Regions from separate parts of the Homo sapiens genome. Here region 2 is linked to region 1. Evidence: chromatin contacts called from ENCODE POLR2A ChIA-PET data. All regions are on one chromosome and are shown on one strand. Each heading gives the region's core, a stretch centred on a gene start or an enhancer-like site at or near the end of the contact. The rest is flanking DNA. Distances are from core to core; before and after follow the strand shown. Region 1 overlaps GAS6 (growth arrest specific 6). Region 2 overlaps RASA3 (RAS p21 protein activator 3).

The links. ChIA-PET counts read pairs that join two places held with the same protein, here RNA polymerase II (POLR2A).
Region 2: POLR2A ChIA-PET joins it to region 1 with 14 read pairs in Panc1. The contact joins two enhancer-like sites. POLR2A ChIA-PET finds 5 or more read pairs at or near these places in 2 of 52 experiments (Panc1 and naive thymus-derived CD4-positive, alpha-beta T cell).

What each region holds. Positions count from the first base shown.
Region 1 is chr13:113,842,564-113,848,998 of GRCh38, reverse strand. It overlaps GAS6 (growth arrest specific 6), which reads left to right. Exons shown (of 15, transcript NM_000820.4): 3 at 949-973; 4 at 2,410-2,472. It overlaps GAS6-AS1 (GAS6 antisense RNA 1), which reads right to left. Exons shown (of 5, transcript NR_044995.2): 5 at 6,158-6,435. Among named protein-coding and RNA genes, the nearest start is that of GAS6, 18 kb to the left of the region's middle. RefSeq lists an enhancer at 1-525. Within about 2 kb of position 5,023, at least 7 of the 41 ENCODE cell types and tissues checked have a DNase peak (open chromatin) inside an H3K27ac peak, as active enhancers do.
Region 2 is chr13:113,994,654-114,001,714 of GRCh38, reverse strand. RASA3 (RAS p21 protein activator 3) reads left to right here. Exons shown (of 24, transcript NM_007368.4): 19 at 783-889; 20 at 2,048-2,130; 21 at 4,976-5,184. Among named protein-coding and RNA genes, the nearest start is that of C13orf46, 24 kb to the right of the region's middle. Within about 2 kb of position 2,779, at least 13 of the 41 ENCODE cell types and tissues checked have a DNase peak (open chromatin) inside an H3K27ac peak, as active enhancers do.

The DNA of each region.
Region 1 (6,435 bases), core at 3,774-6,273:
CAGAGGCGCGTTGCAGACGGCGCTGGGTACCTACCGCCTCTGTCTGCTACTCTGCAAAATGCTACCAGCGCCTGCTAATCCTGACCTTCATGCCCCCAGGTGAATCCCACAACCATCCTGAAGCCGGGTTTCCTCATTCCTGATAATGGGATTAAAAAGACCTTCCTGGGTGTTATTTGTGAGGATTTCATAAAATAGTGTAAAAATGCTGACTCATACCCAGCATGGAGAGGCCGCTGGGACTATTCTGCCATGACTGTGGTCTCTTGGTTTAGAGCATTTAGGGCCAAACTGCTGGCATGGTTGACCCTAAGCTGGAGATTGGAGGCTGCTTTAACCAGGCTGTGGCCCTAGAATCTGTGGGCCATGGCAAAAGGATCCTGAAGAAGTTTCCGGCCGGCCTCTGCTGGCCAAGTGACAGGCAGGTGGTTCCAGGACTCGACAGCTCACTTGTGTCGAATGTGGACCTCGTCAGTGCGCTTTCATGGATAAGAAGACCCTTCATTACAGCCTCCATCCTCACCCAGTACCAATTTTGTTTCACCAATACTATAAGTGCAAATCAATGCCCGTGTGCCAAAAGAAAGGTCTTTGGGGTTTTGAGAGACCTTTGTGTCAACAGGGAACTAAGGTCTTTGGGTTTTAGAGACCCTTATGTCAACAGGGAACTAAGAGTGGGGTTTTACTTGGAAGCATTCTTGTCCTCCTGGGCAGGCCTCTCCCCTGGACACACCTGGTAGCACTTCCTACGCAGCTGGAAATGGCCCTGCCTTTGCTTGTTGGTCTCACAGCAGTCGTGCCCCGGTCACTTCCCCTCAGTTCCCCGGGTGGGGCGGCCCTCTGGCTGCCCCGAGAGCAGCCTCTGATTAACCAGCTGATGCTTATGTTGTTCAGAGACCCTCGTAGTGTGCCGGTCAATGCTTGCCTTTTCTTTTTCTTTTTCCACAGGATTATTTTTACCCAAGATACTTAGGTAAGTCTCAATTACTTCTCTACTCTGGTTGTCGTAGAGGCATAGTTGGGGGTGCGTGTTTCATGTTGGAGGAATCTCCTCACCACGTAACTCTTGGAAGGAAGATTCTTAATCACATGGTGCACGTGGAACTGTCCGGAACATGCAGGTCAGAAACACAAGTTTCTCTCTTTATTTTATACCACAGCTTTATTCCGTGTTAGTGGAACCTCAGGTGAATGCTGTTATCTGCAAACCCCTTCTCTGAGTTGATGCCAGGCTCAGCTCCTTGTCAGGACGTGTAATTGATTTTGTCCTCCGGTTTTCTGACCTCAGCACTAATCACTTCTGAAGTCATTGAGGACCCCAAAGGGGTCCATGTTCATGTGGGCTGTATTGACTGATATTTACCGTATTCTTAATTAAAACCGAAAACACTGAATAGTGTTTCTGTTTAATTTGAAGAACGGGAATGCCAGACGTTATCTCAGCCATCAGAGCAGCTGGTGCATGTGGGGCGGCCTCTGGAGACCCCCACTGTACACTTGGGAAGGGAGGACAGCAAGAAAGTGAAACCCAGAGACCCCGGGTCAGCCCGTTTAACTGACACCATCTTAGAGCTCTTTGAGAGCATTTCACTTAGAAGGAGAGAAATGTATTCCAGGGTCTTCTTTTTAATGTTGCAAAGTGCATTTTAGTAAATGTCCTCTTAAAGGGTCCTTCCCTGGGTCCATATCTGGAACAAACACAGTGGGTCTGGCACTGGCCCAGAAAGCCCAGGCACCAGCGAGGACTGAGTTCTGAAGCAGGGGGTGGCCAGCGGTCCACAGCACACCTGCAGGAGGCCTTCCGCTGTTCATCCGTGCCGTTCTGCGCCTGGATAAGCAACAGTAACCCACTGAAGGGCCAGGTCGAGAGGCCCCGCACCGTTCTGCACAACCTCACGCTTCGGGTTATCCCTGGATGTGCATGTGCCAGGCCTCGCCTCCCCCCGCCGCCCTAGCGGGATGTCTGCTGTCAAGCTGTGTTCAGCCAGCCAGAGAGCATGGAGGGGCTTTCTCCAAAGCAGAGTGGCTTTCCAGTTAAGCACAGCGTTTCCCAATGGGGGTCCACTGGAAAATGAAGTTTAGCTTTTCGAGTACCGTCAGGAACTTACTGAGCATTCCCGGTGATTCTCCCGTATGGCAGGAGGAGCCCCCTCGAAACGGCGGGCGGTGCTTTACGCACTTGACTGTGGGTGCACAACTCCGCTGAGTTGGTGGAGGTGGTTTCCTGTTTGTCAGGGTTGGGGCTAACATGTTTTTTATTAACACAAGCTAAGCGGCATTGTTTCTGGAGGATGATAGCACCCCAGGTAAGCAGAGTAACTGCCTCTCCAGAGCGTCTCAGAAGCAGAGGCTCTGCAGTCCATCCGGTCTTGTAAGGATGACTGACATCCATTCCCTTTCTTCCTGCAGACTGCATCAACAAGTATGGGTCTCCGTACACCAAAAACTCAGGCTTCGCCACCTGCGTGCAAAGTAAGTCGGCCTCCTTTGCGCCTTCCTGGGAGCACTGTGGGTTTGGGCGGCTTTAGGCTTGGCTGTGGTTTGTGGAGGGCCCTGAATAGTTCTGTTTTTTAAGGAGCTGTGGTCCCTTGCCGAGGCCTGCTCCCTTTTCGCCAAACTTTCTTTTTTAAACAAGTAAATTTTGACGTTTTTAGCAATAGGCAATAAATGCACATGGAACAAAATGTAAATGTTTCACAGAGTGTGATGTGAAAGCCCATCCCCGCCTCTGAGTCGTCCAGTCAGACACCACCGTAGTTACAGTTCCAAGAATCTTGTGCTTAGACATGTAAACATGTGTGAGCGGCCTTCCGCTCTTCACACGCGTGGCGGCTTAGCACACACGGTCTGTCCCGTGCCTCTGCAACTCTGTCTGCACAGGAGACCCTCTCTTAGCGTGTCTCACCTTCACGCTGGCATTTCCAGCCGGTGCATCATATGAACTTAGCCCATGCATATTGGCTGATGTCCAGGTTATTTCCAATTTCCATCATTTAAACAAAACTGGCGTGACATCCTCATGCACCTGTTGCCTCCCACACGTCTGAGTGTCTGCGGGATGCGTTCCCAAGGATGGAATCGCAGAGGCAGTCCTCATGTTTCCTTTGGATACAGATACTGCCAAATTATCCCAGAGCCAGCCTTAGCCTCCGCCCCTGCAGGGGTGAATGAACTGTTTTTTTAAACTTTTGATCTCTTCCAATGTAACAGGCGAGAAATGACATCAGTCATTTCAGGTTTTTTTTTTTTTTTTTAACTAATGAGTAAAGCTGTCCTTCATAGGTTTAAAAACTGTGTATTTCTTTTCCTATAAACTGTTGTTTATATTTTTTGCCTGTTTTTCTCAATTTGTAGGAGTTTGCACATTAGCCATTGGTAGTAAAGTTATCAAAAATTTTTTCAGCTTGCCACAAGTCTTTTTTATTATTTTAAAATTATCATGCAATAAGATTGATTGTTTTGGGTGTCCTGTATGAATTTTAACATACCTTCAGCACAACCCACACAGCTCCCCTTGCACTGGGTCTGTGGTCCGCTGGCGTCACGTGTGTCTAGTTTTAGATGAAAGTCCAGCTTGGTGAGTCCCTGTGGGCGCTGAGAGCAGAGGCGTGGCGGGACGGAGTCATCCTGGGAGAGGCAGGAGTCTCTTCCCAGGCATGGCTTTGGAGCTGGATCCCAGTCAGCAGAAGGAGTCAGAGGTGGCTCAGTCCCGCTCCCCAAGCCCCACGCACTGTCCGTGGGCGTCTCTGGCCTCCCGGACTTGTATCACAGACCCCAGCCCAAGAGACACAGGCAGAGGAAATGCTCAGTGTAAACATGGGAATGGGAGGGTGGCCCTGCCCTGTGGCCCGGCCTGCCCTGACCTGCAACCATGCACAGTAGCCAGGTGCCACGTAGGGCCCAATGTCTGCATTTGGGGCAGAGGCTCCTGCGTGCTCAGAGGAGACAAGCAGATCCTGTCACGCGTGTTTTATCTTAGTGATTGCTAAACCAGTCTCTTCTTTTAAATTCTGTATTCACACTTGTTATACTCTCTTAGTTCCTGGGCTTTAGGCTTCTCCCCAAGATTACAAAACAGTTACCTGCTGTTAGGTGTTTTCATCTGTGACCCGCCCGTAATTTCTTTTGACGTGATGGATGAGGTGGGGATCTAGACTGCAGGCTCAGTTCCTGCCCCAACACCACACATTTGAGTCTGTCTCACCCCAGTGCCTCACCTGCTGCCGTCCTCATATGCTGGGTATTTGGGAGATTTTCTGCCGGGTTTCCACAGGCCGTGGCCACAGCTTTAGACTCGGCCTCATGCACGCGGGTGGGTCTCCTATGCCCTCCTCAGTCTTTTTTCTGGTTGTCTTGCTTATTTTTTAATAAAACTAAACCTTAAAAATATTCTTAAAAACCTAAAAAAGCCCTTTAGATATTTTTAACTGGGCTTGCCATTCATATATCGGAGACTGTGTCTGAACAGTGTTGCGCTTTCCTAACCCCGGCACCGTCCTGTCCGTCCCTTGGAGCACTTTTCTTCCTGTGCGTCCCGTGCTTCCTTTGCTCAGTTCACTTCTGGCTATTTGCAGCAAAGAAGGCCGTCCTTTTCAAGGCGTCGCCTCGCTTCCTTGCATGGATGAAGAGGAGTGATTGCTACATGTTCCTTTCTGTTCCCGCCGCCCAATAGAGTTATCTTGTTTTGGTTATTTCCTTTGTGGCATCAGCGTCCCCAAGTGCGGCCAGCTGGGGAGAGGAGGGCAAGGTCAAGATCCTTGAGTTTGTTCCCTGTGTGATAGGAAGAGAATCTCTTGCTGTGGCTGGTGCCAGAGGCAACACATGCAGTTTCTAACGGGTCCACCTGCCCCAGGCCAGAAGCTCCGGCCACTCTCCCTGAGCCGGCCCTCAGAGGCTGCCCTGCCTGTGGCCTGGGGCTCTCAGCTTCTCCTCCAGAGCACGTGGCTGGGGCCTCTGATGTTCGCGTGCCTCAAAAGATGCCTGGCGGTGAAGAAGGTGCTTTGGTGGCCTGGCCACAGCAGGCAGCCTTGCACTCCCTTGGGAAGGCGCCTCCCGGAGGATGCAGCTGGGGCAGCCTCACACTCTGTTCCTGTTCATTGGTTCCCTCGTGAAAATTCTCTGACTTGGTGCTCACGGTGCTGTCCTGGCTTCAGTTCACTGGTTATCGGTCATTGTGAAATTAAAGCCATAGCCCCATAAAGTCCAAATTCAGCCCCAGACAAGCAGGCCCCCAGCGGGCCTTGCATGGGAGCCTGCGGCCCTCAGGCTGTCCCAGGACCCAGGCGGCACAGTGGACGGAGGGAGGAGGCCTGGGAAGAGTGTAGGCTGCGTTCCCAGGTGCCCCTGAAGAGCCTCTGCTTCCATTTCTTTCCTTTCCCACGGACACACCCAGCTTCTCCACTGCGAACGCGCCCGTCCTGCCATAGCGGCCACTTGGTGCTTGGATTTCTCGGCTCCTTTGACCCATGGGTTTCCCCAGGAAGGTCAGGTCCCCACAGGCGGTGGCCCAGGCAGCGGTCACTGAGCCCCGGCTACCGGGATCCCACCCCCGCCACGGGGAGTGTCCCCTCGCCCTTCCCTCGGGCAGACAGGGCTCTGGTCCTCGCTCGTCACCACCCAGGGAAAGGCCCTGGCCGCCCGCACCGGCTTCAGATTCCAGCCACAGCCACAGCCGCTCCCTCCTGTCCTTCAACGCAGTCATGGGCCAAGCTGAGATAAACCCTTCACCTCCTGAACAGGCGCTGGCGCCCAGGGCATGACCAGCCAGGCCACCGATACCCTAGGCCCAGCTTGCGGGATGGGGATCAGGGAGGTGGGCGGGGGTCAGGGAGGTGGACGGGGTCAGGGAAGTGGGTGCCCTCGGGGGCCTGCAGAGGTTTCTGTCTCCATCGCTTTCCCTGTTGTGTGGAGGAAATTCCACAGATATTTGCTGGGCACCGGCTGACTGTCCACCCCTCAGGTGTGGTTCCGTCCTTGCATCCTAGAGGTATCAATACATTCCCAACAGGGAAATAAACAAATGAGTTGGGGGAGGCCCCGGGGCAGGTGGCATGAGTCTGGGGACCGCTTAAGAGCTGGGCACCTGGCAGGAGCAGGCACTGTCCCTCAGCCTCAGGGACAGAGGTCTTTCCGAAAGGCATTCCAGGCAAAGTCAAGACCGGGTTCCCAGCCCTTTGCATCACATGGGCAGGTGTCCACTTCTGAAATGGCTTTAATCTCTAACCAAACATCGTAGCGGCAGCGCACAGCATCCCCCAGACATCCCTCCATGGTGGGGGCCTCTGAGGAGGTCAGGTTCTGGTGCCGGAGGGTTGGGCCCTGCACAGGCCGCCTGCCCTGCACGTGTCTGACTCCCTCCTGCCCCCAGAGCCTCTTCATCTGAGGCCAGGGTGGAGAAGCGGATACGCCCCTCATTTCTCTAGTTCAGGCCAGACC
Region 2 (7,061 bases), core at 1,530-4,029, 150 kb before region 1:
CCGCAGGTCCTCCGTGTGTGAGCGTCCGCTGCCTGCCCTGACCCCGAGCCCACGGCCGCAGGTCCTCCGTGTTGTGTGGGCATCCACTGCCCGCCCTGACCCCGAGCCTGTGGCCGTAGGTCCTCTGTGTTGTGTGGGCATCCACTGTCCGCCCTGACCCTGAGCCCGCGGCTGTAGGTCCTCTGTGTGTGAGCGTCCACTGCCTGCCCTGACCCCGAGCCCGCGCCTGTAGGTCCTCCATGTTGCGTGAGTGTCCACTGCCCACCCTGACCCCGAGCCCGCGGCCGTAGGTCCTCTGTGTGTGAGCGTCCACTGCCCGCCCTGACCCCGAGCCCGCGGCCGCGGGTCCTCCATGTTGTGTGGGCGTCCACTGCCCACCCTGATCCCAGGTCCGCGGCCGCAGGTCCTCCGTGTTGTGTGGGCGTCCGCTGCCCTCCCTGACCCTGAGCCCACGGCCGCAGGTCCGCCGTGGGAGCATCGCATTGGCATTTCCAGTGGCAGCACCACTGTTGAAAGTTCAGTGTGGGAGGCAGGAGGGTTGGAGATCTCCTAAAACCTGGTGCCATCACCAACTGGTGACTCAAAGCAGTCAGCGCTCAACTTTTCAAAGGAGAGGCATTGCCTTCCAATTTTAATCTCATCACTCGGAGTAAAATGATAAGATATTGAAAATCCACTGCCTGCCTCAGGTCTCAGAACGCAGAAAGTGGGGGGTGTGGTTTTTCACCTGTGCAGGGAGGCAGCTGAGGCCCGGACCCCGGCCCTGTGTGCTCTTCACACAGGTTCATGATCAAGAGGGCCCAAGGACGGAAGCGCTTTGGGATGAAGAATTTTAAGAAGAGATGGTTTCGCTTGACCAACCATGAATTTACCTACCACAAAAGCAAAGGTAAGGAGCAAGGTCGCTTTCCCTGGCTCTTGCTGGAGCGTGCTGGGCCCTGGGACTGAGTCTGCTTTTTCAGGGGGAGAGCTGAGGGGAGGAAGGATTCAGTGCTGCGGGCAGAGCCCGGGGCCGCGGTGACCCAGAGCCCTCTGCTTCTGGTTCTCCCTTCAAAGATCCCTGAAGGGGTCTTTCAGACCTGCTGCTGGAAAGTGAGGGAAATCTGCTTCCCCAGAGAACCAGTAAACGCAGAGCTGACCACATCAGTAAGGTGCTTTTCTGTCCACGTCCCTTCCTCCTCTGGTCGCCTCGTCATGGCCAGGGTGCCGCTCCGCCGAGGTAGACGGGGCTTCCCACCACCTCCTGCCCCTCGCTGTCAGATCTGCTGGCTCAGATCTAGATTAGGAAATATCTAGCAGTTTCTCCCATGTTCATGTCCCAGAACGGGAACATGTTCTGGGGACAGAGCCTGAGGCCACGGCAGCTGTGAGGATGCGAGCATTGGGCCCAGCCTGGGTGCATGGCAGGGCCAGGTGGGTCCCAGGCTTCCTCAGCCCCCGCACCTGCAGCCTGTCAGTGATTCAGCCATCATCCCCAAGGAGATGAACATGGGGCACCTCCTCCGGCCCAGGGCACCCCAGCAGAGACCCCCAGCTGGCAGAGACCCCCAGCAGAGACACCCCCAACAGAGACCCCCCCCAGCAGAGACCCTCCTGGCAGAGACCACCCCAACAGAGACCGCCCAGCAGAGACCCTCCTGGCAGAGACCCCCCCCCAGCAGAGAACCCCCCAGCAGAGACCCTCTAGCAGAGACCCTCCAGCAGAGACCCCCCGGTAGAGATCCCCTGACAGAGACCCCCCCAGCAGAGACCCCCCCCCAGCAGAGACCCCCCAGCAGAGACCCCCTGGCAGAGACCCCCCCCGGTAGAGACCCCCGGTAGAGACCCCTGGCAGAGACCCCCTGGCAGAGACCCCCCCAGCAGAGACCCCCGGTAGAGACCCCCTGGCAGAGACCCCCTGGCAGAGACCCCCCGGTAGAGACCCCCTGGCAGAGACCCCCCGGTAAAGACCCCCTGGGAGACCCCCCGGCAGAGACCCCTCAGCCCCACCCGGACCCCAGCCGGGACAGCGGGGCCCGCACCCACTGACAGTCCATCTCTGCTGCAGGGGACCAGCCTCTCTACAGCATTCCCATCGAGAACATCCTGGCAGTGGAGAAGCTGGAGGAGGAGTCTTTCAAAATGAAAAACGTGAGTGTGGGGCCCCCAAGCCTCTCTTTCGGGTTGAGGCCTGGCCAGGTTTTCTCTGCTCTCTTCCCGTACCTGGCCCTGGGCTCACCCTTCCCCACCCACTGCACTCCAGGCTTCTCAGAGTCTTCGTGTTACTCGGGTTGTTCACCAGGTGCTGGTGAGTTTGTGTCGGAATCTCGCATCAAAGCAGCCACACTCTCTGTGCCCGGGGTCACCGGGGTGGGGTGGAACCTGCCGGAAGGTGGGGCCTGAGCTGCTTCAGGTGGCGTCCCCCGCAGGGTCCCCAATGTCAAGGGGCCCTCTGTCAAAGACATCCCAGAAGCAGGCTTGGGACCGTCTGGAATTCCTTTTGGAAGCTTTTTTATTTTGATATAATTTTGAATTTATAGAAGTTGCACGAGTAGAACAAGTACTTTCCACACACCCTTGACCCAGACCCGTGTGTGGCCTCGTTCCCCGGTCACGCTTGACCCGGGCCCACGTGTGGCCTCGTTCCCCGGTCACGCTTGACCCGGACCCACATGTCGCCTCGTTCCCCAGTCACACTTGTTCCTTCTCCCTTCACGGTCCCGCCCGTGCTTTTCTGAATGTATCAACACTTCCAAGTGTGTTTCCCACCGTGCAGTCCCCAAAACCACAGCAGCCACCATCGCACGTCGCCGGCGCGACCACATTCGAGTTTGCCGCTGTCCAGTCCCGTTCTTCCGGCTGTGGTTCCTTCCCCTCTGGATCCAGTCTGCGCTGCATTCTGCTGCCCCCTCCGTCTGGCCCACTGGACACTCCCAGCCTTTCTTTGTGTGTGGTGGCCTTGGCATCTTTGAGGCGTGCAGGCCTTCGGTTTTCTGGACATCCCTCCCTGTGGGTTTGTCGGATGTGCCGACGTGGCAGGTTCTGATGATGCATTTCTGGCGGGAATCCCCTAGAGGTGTCCGTGGCGTCACCATTGTGTGGTGGCCTCCCAGAGTCGGCCGCTGGCCACGTTCTCCCTGGTGACTCAGTGCCCCTTCAGCCAGTGACCCCGCCGTCCGTGCCATCCTGAGGCTGACCCCGTACCCTGACACATGCTGGCTGGGACAAGCCTTCTGTGCCCCGACTGCAGCATGAGGGTCATAGAACAGTTGCAGGGAAGGCACAGTCCCTGGGCCTCGTGCCAAAGTTGACGCATGTTCCTTACCATTGGCAGAATTTTACTAGCATGTTATTCACAGGCAGTCCAGACAGATCCTGCAAAAGGCATAAGTTTGGAGAGTAATTTGAAGAGGAGGGCATGGGAAGAGGAGGGCTGGGAAGAGGAGGGCTGGGAAGAGAAGGGTTGGGAAGAGGGGGAGATGGGAAGAGGAGGGTGTGGGCTCAATGCCTGCTGACTGAGGGGGATGGCCGGAACCTGGCCCTGAGACCGTCCCTCGAAGGAAGCAGTGTGGACATGTCCTGGAAGCACCTCCAGCCCTTCACATAGATTCCCAATAATTCCCTAGTTTCAGCCGCCTGTTCCCAGCTGTTCATTCCCACTGACTTCCTCAGAGCCCGATTCCCCTGAGGCCACTGCCAGGCCAGGCTCTCACCAGCTGGGGAGACCTTTCTGAAGGCTGCTCCTGGTGGCAGGGCCGAGCCTGGGATGATGGCCAGGACGCCCTCCATGGGGGATCACAGCCATGCACGGGGGCGTCCAGTCCGAGACCTATACACATGTGCCGGGTGCAAGGCGGGAGGCTCCTGGCCTCTGTAAATAAGACCTCAGCTGTTCACCAGAAACCTGGAGCCCAAATCCTCCCCAGATGAGTGCAGAAGGCCCGTCCCCTAGAGAAGGCCACTGTCCCCCTGACTCCTGACTTAAGGGCAAGTCCCACATGAGAGCCCTCCCAACCTCCAGTCAGTCTCCTACTCAGAAAACCTGTCTTCTGTGTGCAACAGAGCCGGCTCCTTCTGGGAGCTTCTGACCTCCAATCCTAGGATATCTGTCCCCCCTGCCCCAGCACCCCCGTCCCTCTAATCCTAAGGCTTCTGTCACTCCTGCCCCGGGAGACCTGTCCCTCCAATCACAGGACCCCTGTCCCACCTGCCCCAGGACCTTTGTGCCTCCCATTTCTTCTGCCTTTGACACCCTTTGCCCCCACCCCCTGCTTAACTAACTTTGAGTCAACGCCGACTACAGCACCAGGACTGCTCACTTCCAGCTTCTGCTGACACCTGCCCTCGTTTAGTCTTTCTTGGTGGCTGCAGGTTCAGTAGAAACTCTATGCCAGGCTTTGTCTCCGGGACATAGGAGAGTGCTGGTGCTCAGTCATGTTTGTTGAATGAGTAATAAATGGTAAAGGTTGTTGCTGCCCCGAGACGCTTCAAGAGGAAGCAGCCCCCTAACCCCAGCTGGGAGGAGGAGGAAGAATCCTGGGCTGGTCAGTTGGGGAAGGAGCTGAGCAGGCCGGGCCACCTGGGCTGACACAGCACGAGCACCACGTGGATGGGATGCCTGCAGTCAGCTGCAGGAGGGCCTTGTGGGGAGGCCACAGGGCCCCTCTTTTGTCTTGAATGGAGACCTCCAAGGCTCCAGGACATAAAGGGCCTTGGCCAAGCTGTTCCTGGCCACCTGGCCACATCTCCAGCTGCACCAGTTCTCACCTCCATTCCCCACGGCCCCAGCTGTCAGGTTTTAGGGTGGCAGAGAGCTCCATGCACCCCCTGGCCTTGGCCTCTTCTGGGGCTTAGAGCTCCAGGACTTTTGGGCCTGTGCACCCTCAGCGTCCCCTCTTACGACTCCGGCGAGGACGGCCAGGTGCCTGGTGGACTCTTGCACGTGCTCAGCCACGAGACCTCATGTGCGCTGTCCTGAGCCCACCTGTGTCCTCAGATGTTCCAGGTCATCCAGCCAGAGCGTGCGCTGTACATCCAGGCCAACAACTGCGTGGAGGCCAAGGACTGGATCGACATTCTCACCAAAGTGAGCCAGTGCAACCAGAAGCGCCTCACCGTCTACCACCCGTCCGCCTACCTGAGCGGCCACTGGCTGTGCTGTAGGGCGCCATCCGACTCGGCTCCGGGCTGCTCGCCCTGCACTGGGTAGGTCTGTGCCTCGGTGCCCAGCTCGTGCACTGTGCAGGAAATGTGGCCAAGGGGCTGAGTAGGGAGGGACCAGCAGACAGTGCATGCCTGCCTGTAAGCTGCACATAAACAGGGCTGCCCTCGCCTCCTCCCAGGAGCCTCCCACCCGAGGGGTCCTCCCTCGAGGGAGCATCTGGGGCCCAGCCTCTGGAAGGCTCTGCGCAGACTCCAGGGTGCCACAGGCCTTCGAGGGTCTTCCTGAGGCCCTGCCCCGGGGGAGCGGGAGGTCAGGGTGAAGGGGGACTCCCCAGGCCGTGGCCATCCTGCTTCTCTAGGAGGAGGCTGGGAGCAAGCCCCTCCCTGAAAGCTTCGTCTGGCCCAGGACACCCACCTTGATTCCACATGACGCAGCAGCCCGTTGTCTTCCCGGCCCCCCATCAGCCGGGTCCCCATCAGCCGGGCCCCCCATCAGCCGGGCCCCCCATCAGCCGGGCCCCCCCATCAGCCGGGCCCCCCCATCAGCCGGGTCCCCCATCAGCCGGGCCTCCCCATCAGCCGGGCCTCCCCATCAGCCGGGTCCCCCATCAGCCGGGCCCCCCATTAGCCGGGCCCCCCCATTAGCCGGGCCCCCCATCAGCCGGGTCCCCCATCAGCCGGGCCTCCCCATCAGCCGGGCCTCCCCATCAGCCGGGCCCCCCGTCAGCCGGGCCCCCCGTCAGCCGGGCCCCCCGTCAGCCGGACCCCCATCAGCCGGACCCCCCGTCAGCCGGGCCCCCCGTCAGCCGGGCCCCCGTCAGCCGGGCCCCCGTCAGCCGGGCCCCCCATCAGCTGGGTCCTCCGTCAGCCAGCCCCCCATCAGCCGGGCCCCCATCAGCTGGGTCCTCCGTCAGCTGGGCCCCCCGTCAGCTGGGCCCCCTGTCAGGCCCCCCATCAGCAGGGCCCCCCATCAGCCGGGCCTCTGGCAGTTGCACAGAGGCTTGGGTCATATCTGCCGGTCCTAAGGAGGAGGCCTGGGTGCCTGGCGGTCCCCCTGGTTATGCTCCGTGAGATGCACCTCGCTGTTGTTGTGGCCACGTGATGCTTTCGCATAAGGGCCCTGCAGGGGATGAGCTGTGCTCCATGCTGGGCCACCGTTTAATCCTCCCACAGCCTCAGAGGTGGGACCTTAGATCCTGCTTCGTGGACACAGAGGCTGAAGCTCAGGAAGGGGGCCTGGCTGCTGCTCAGGCATGCGTGGCCACCGCCCCAGAATCCCCCAGGAGAGGCCAGCGCTCTCCCATGTCCTCGCATCCCAGGACAGCGGGAAGCATTGCAGCCTGACGAGGAGAGAAAACCTGGCCTGTCCCCACCCGCAGCCGACCGTGCAGGGAACACAGTCCCAGGAGGCTTCCTTCCAGGCCATTTATCTCCATGAGAACACGTCTGCCGAGTTTGCTCACTGCCTTGGCAGATCTGTGGGTCCCAAGAGGCTCCAGCCGCTGAGGCCGGACAGCTCGGGAGCCTCCCCTATCCCGCACACCCACAGCCAGCCTCAGTTCTCCCAGCTCGGGGATGCTTTTTTAGTTTTATGTCTTTGAGATGGGATCTCGTTCTGTCACCCGGGCTGGAGTACAGTGGTGCAATCTCAGCTCACTGCAGCCTCGACCTCCTAGGCTCAAGCCATCCTCCCACCTCAGCCTCCCAGGTACCTGGGACTACAGGTGTGCTCCACCATTCCAGGCTAATTGTTTTAAGGTTTTTTGTAGAAACGGGGTTTCACCACGTTGCCCAGACTGGTCTCAAACTTCTGGGCTCAAGCAGTCCTCCCACTTCACTCTCCCAAGTAGCTGGGATTACAGGCTGATGCCACCAGCCCAGCTCATTAAATTTTGGTTTTTTGTAGAGACGGGGTCTCA